Regions from separate parts of the Mus musculus genome. Here region 2 is linked to region 1. A link is a loop called in an ENCODE intact Hi-C map of the cell type or tissue named here. Cell type or tissue: left cerebral cortex. All regions are shown on one strand.

Evidence for each region. Peaks named below come from ENCODE experiments on the same cell type or tissue, not always from the same donor. Only the 100,000 strongest peaks of a DNase experiment are listed, where the experiment ranks them.
Region 2: a loop joins it to region 1, with 6 times the contacts of the local background. A loop is called at or near these places in 8 of 42 quality-filtered maps.

Annotation. Positions count from the first base shown.
Region 1 is chr2:9,878,586-9,881,085 of GRCm38, forward strand. Gata3 (GATA binding protein 3) reads right to left here and starts at 15. Exons shown (of 6, transcript NM_008091.3): 1 at 1-15. In left cerebral cortex, a CTCF peak has its summit at 1,193; DNase peaks (open chromatin) are centred at 626, 1,109 and 1,978; H3K4me3 peaks cover 1,072 bases.
Region 2 is chr2:10,373,706-10,376,205 of GRCm38, forward strand. All of the region lies in intron 1 of Sfmbt2 (Scm-like with four mbt domains 2), which reads left to right. Among named protein-coding and RNA genes, the nearest start is that of Sfmbt2, 4.5 kb to the left of the region's middle. In left cerebral cortex, a CTCF peak has its summit at 1,053; DNase peaks (open chromatin) are centred at 80, 349, 1,097 and 1,475; H3K4me3 peaks cover 1,889 bases.

The DNA.
Region 1 (2,500 bases):
TGTTCGCAGACAGCTGTGGCGCGACGCAACTTAAGGAGGTTCTAGTGTCATCCGCGCCGAGGGGGAGGAGCCTGGCGCTGGCAGGAGGGGACACGATCCTCAGCACAAGGAAACTGCAACCCAAACCCGCTCCAGGACTTCACCTCCACCCCCATCCCATCCCCCCCACCCACCCCGGCACACCGCCGCCCCTCCTCCCGCCCCTCTACTGACCGGAAAGGGGCGCCGCCAAGGGCCGCCTAGGGCAGAGGGGCCGCGGGCAGGGTGGGCGAGGCCCGCCCGGGCTTGGGGCAGAGGGGACAGGCAGGAGGGAATTCGCTCTCTGGCCCTTTAAATGTAGCAAAGCCGATTCATTCGGGCTCAGTAGATTATTCCGTACGAGTGAAACCCGGCTGCCCCATTCATAAAGCTAATTTCCATAAGCAGACTTTTCGATACTTTTTTAAAAATGAGCAAACTTTTAAATTAGGATTCAAGCCAGAACGTTTTTCAGTTTATATCAGCTTAGGGGCTATGTGCATGTAAAACAGATTAGAAAAGTTTCATGGCGAAGTAACTGAAGATTTGCCTCCGAACCAGCTTTCCGGGAGGCTGCTGAATCGCGCGGAGGACCTGGGCTTTGATTCGGACGCCCGCGTTATTGTTATGGTCTCTGCTTGCTTTCCCAAACCTCTCCAGAACGAACAGCGTCAGCTGTTGCAGCTGTCTTTTTCGGATCTAATGATATCATCAATGTGTGCTTTTGACCTTAGTGACAACGCGATGCATAAAAAGCTGGCTTAGCGAGACCTAGGCTCACTGGTCCCCGAAGTACCGTGTACAACTAACTTGATCTTTGCTGCGATAGCCTAACTTTTCTCTTCGCCTAGCTCGGGGTGCTACTTTATTCTGCTTTCACCCGAGGAAAACGGTCCCCTCTATAATATCCAACCCTGACCTCCGGGGTGGACCCAGCCGCAACTTCCCTGGACATTTTGGGTCTCTGGGACAGGGTCTGGTGGGAGGGCCGCAAGCTGACACAGGAGAGAGGCTGGAAGACGCCCAGTAGAGAGGCTGGGCGGACGAGGGCGGGGCCATTTGTAAGGACCAATCATCGGGAGATACCACGACCGGGCCGCAGTCGCCCCGCCCCACGGGCTCCAACCTCTGCGGCCCTGTTCCGTCCTTTGAGTCACTGCATCCCCTAGTGGCGTTGAGGTTTCTGCAGCCTGGGTCCAGAAAACACTGCCCGGATGAGCAAGGTCCGAAAGAGACTTCGGGTGCACCCCAGGGCAGTGTAAGAGGTGTTCCCATTCCACCCTCCAGGGCAGAGAGCTTGGCTTTAGAGGGTTACTGGAACTGAAGGCGTCATCCCCTCTTCATTTCTTTACCCCATAATATTTCCCACTTATTCAAAACTTGGATTCCCGACAAGCCCTTTCTTAAAAGTTCCAAGTAACTTCTTCTATTCTACTGTGGAGAAAAGCCATCAATATCTACCTTGAAGCCAGTGGAGTGCGGGGAGAGGGAAGGTGCGTTCTTTTTACAATACAACCCTTGAAGAAGACAAAATTTATTTAGAAATGTGCCCTGCGGGCTTGGGTTTGGAGCTTCTCCTGACACCCCCCCCCCTTTTACATCTGATCTTTGACTGAAATCAAGGCTGAATTTCTAAATACAAATTACGAAGATACCTTTTTTTTAAAAACGAGTCTTCCCTCCCTTCTGAGTTCACCCTGCACCCCTTGGTCCCACGTTTATGAGGGCGGCCCAGTCTTAGAATATCGATTTTTTTACTTTCACTCTTTGACCAACCCATCTCTCCTGGGCCAATCAAGCTGCCAGCATCTCTTCCAGCTCACGGCGCTCTCAAAACCTTTTAATTATTTAGTTGCTGTCTAACATTCACCGGAAACCATTCCATAAACAAGCAGAGAAGACCGCACACACATTTTTGCTAAAAGGCCCGGGATTAAGATCTAGAATGAGAGTTTAAAAGGGAAAAATACTATTGCTGTATCACTCATGAGTTGTATAAGGCATCAGTCAGCCAGTCCCTAGTTCACAGCTTCGAGAAAAGTCTCGAGTAAGCATATCTCTTTGGTCCCGGGCACCGAGATGTAGATGATAATAATAATAATTTTTTTAATGCGCAAAAGAAATCCTTCTGGAGACAAGAAAGAAAGCTGCTGACGCCAAGAACTGAACATGTTAGTCTATACGGCTTAGAACGTATTTTTAAAGACTGAAAAAGAATATACTTCTGAAAAGGATGGCTTCCCTAGTAGGGGCGCCTCTCTAATAGATGTAGTAGTGGGGATGGAGAGGATTATTCGTCTTAATTCAATCACCAGAGGAGCTAGACTGGATGCAAAGACACTCCCCTCCCTTGGAAAAACAAAATATCTAATAGGCCCCTCCAGGTCTGAGGTAGTTTAGGGTTGGCAGAGAGGGGTAGGGGGCCTGAGGCTAGGCGCCCCGGGCACTGGATCCAGCCTGTAGGGGGTATTTAACATGTAAT
Region 2 (2,500 bases), 500 kb after region 1:
CACCGTGCCAGTTCCAATATGGCGGGCTAAGGTGGCTTTTAAAAACTGAAAATAAAGGTTTTGAGGTGGGAAAAAACCCAACTGAAGTGGCCACGCCTTAGTTTCTACTCTCTTTGGTTACTCCAGGAGCTGCTTTAGCGAATTAAATAGGAAAAAAGAGGTGGGGCGAGGTATTCCAGTTTTTTCCGTGGTTTATCTGTACGAAGTCCATTGCTAGAGGATCTAGGGTGGAGGGTTGCCTCGGGCCAGAACGAGGGTATCCAAGCGCAACTGCCTGGTGTGTGTGCTTGTGGGGTCGTGTACAAACTCTGCACGTGCAGTCGGTCGCTAGGGTGTGTTTAAAGAAGCCCCCTCCCCCACGCCAACGTGCGTACGAGTCTCGGAACCAGACTCTGCCACGATCTGACGTGACAAACTGCTGACACGAGGTGCATCATCCACGAGGGCAGAGGGAATGATTAATTTCCCTTTTCTAGGGGACGTGTTTTCTTTCTTCCTCAGCGTTGAATCCTGCGTGGAATGGGCGGAGCGAGTAGGTGCTTATTATTATTATTAAAGAGACTAACTGTCCAGGGTACTCGGTTCAATCGGGAGGGCTGCGTGCAGCCAATGGGATTTTGTGTGCTGGCGAGATTAGGTCTGAGGCACATTTAGTGATTGGCCCTTGTTTTGCTGCACTCTCCGCAAAGGTGAGTGGTAGGGGGCCTAGTGGGGGAAGTGCAGACCTCCCAGGAAAAGGCAAACAAGGTCAAGCCTTAGAGTTGCCAGGTCACTTTCGATTTTCCCGTTCTAAGCAAGGTGAGGGCTGGGGAGTGCATTTTAGGAAGGAATTGTCCCTTGCCCAGTTTGGCCACCCACTGGACTGCTGTGAGTGGCGCCCTCCATCGGAGCTAGGATGTAGTCTTGGAGCGCTAGGGAACAGTTTGCATCTAGGGTCTGGGTGCGTATGGGGAGGTCTTGAAGTGGAATTCAGACAGAAAAATTGGAGTCACTCTGGGGGTTCTTAGGAAAGCCAGCTAACCTGGACCTGGAAAAAAAGGCACTCAAAGCAAGATTGTAGTAGCCTAACTAGGGACAGGGTCCCCGACAGGGGTCGCCCGTGTCCACGACGCAGCAAAGGAGTAGGGTAGAGCCGCGGGTCCAGCAGAAAAGACCCTAGGAGAGTGGGCGTTAGTCACGCGCCAGTCGCTTGTGGTCTCTGGTGAGGGCTCCTCTGGGAGGAATTTACTCCGCCAGCGACTGTGAAAGCGCAAGGGGCGAGGTCGGGAAGGCATTTTTAAAAAAGGCACCGGCCAGGTCTGTAGTTACTGCGACAACGTGGTCACTCGGCAGTTTCAAGAAGCCAGAGGGTGATTCTATTGGGTCACTCAGACTCTGCAAAGTCCGGGGGTCCAGTCTGCTCACGGTGTCGGGTGGATGGAAGATAGGAATTACAGACCGCAGGGAGACCTGAGCGATTGCTGGCTGGCGGGACAGGATGCATTTCGTCTTCCCAAGCGGAGCGCGCGGCGCGTTCCCGGCACTCCCAGCCTGCGCGTAGGCACGTCCTCGGGGAACAGCCGTGGGTTCTGTTGAGGTGGGGACAAACACAAAATGGTTCTGTGTTTGTAAACTGCAATTTCAACCATGGTTCCCTCCCCTCTTCCTCCGCTGACGAAGGCACAGCTCATCTGAAGGCTTCGAAATCTACAATTTTGCATTGGGTCGGCCCATGGAAGCGAGGATCCAGTTAATTCCAAGGAATATTCCAGAGGATTGTCGCAGGGCCCAAGTGTTCCCCCTTTTATTTTTTATTTTTTCCATTGGGAGCGGTGGGAAGAGGAGGAGCTGAGTGCAAGCGACCATCGCTACACAGAGGGGATTTGGGGCACTTGGAGTGTAGTACCTTTGCGCATTAAATCAAAGGGAGATCTCAGAAGCCCTGTGAGGGCTCCTCCTTGATGTCAGTGCCGCATCCAGGAGTTCAGAGTCAACGCCAGGAAAGTCTGGTTTCGGGAGAGTGCCCAAACTCTTGAGTTTCTCTTGTGGAGTTTTAGGGATATTGAGGAGTTGGATGGATGAGGTAGGATTCCAGGAAGGAGCGGCTAGGGACATTCGTGCACCTTTGGCTCAGTTCCTGGACTTCTAGTTCACTCTGTTAGCTCCCTATTTTTCCCATGTGCCTGGCCACCGCGCGGTTTGGGACACCCAACCTGTAGATGCCAACGGGGAAGGGAAGCTCTTTCTTGGCCCTTGGTTAGGGAAGCTACTTTGGATCAGTGCCCACTGATCTTAGATTGTAAACCATGGTCAGTGCCTGCCACTCTCATCTCTCCATCCTGGTACCATAGTCAAAAGAGCTGGCCTGACTACCAAATGAATGGATTGAAGTTCTAGCAGGCATTGAGGGGGGAAAAGGGGGCTAGCTTCTTTTCTGGGGAGATGGTAGTTGAGCTGTTAGGTAGTGGGAAACAGGGAGAGAGGCTTTGGTGTTTTAAAGGAATTGTTGGCCAGGCTGTCT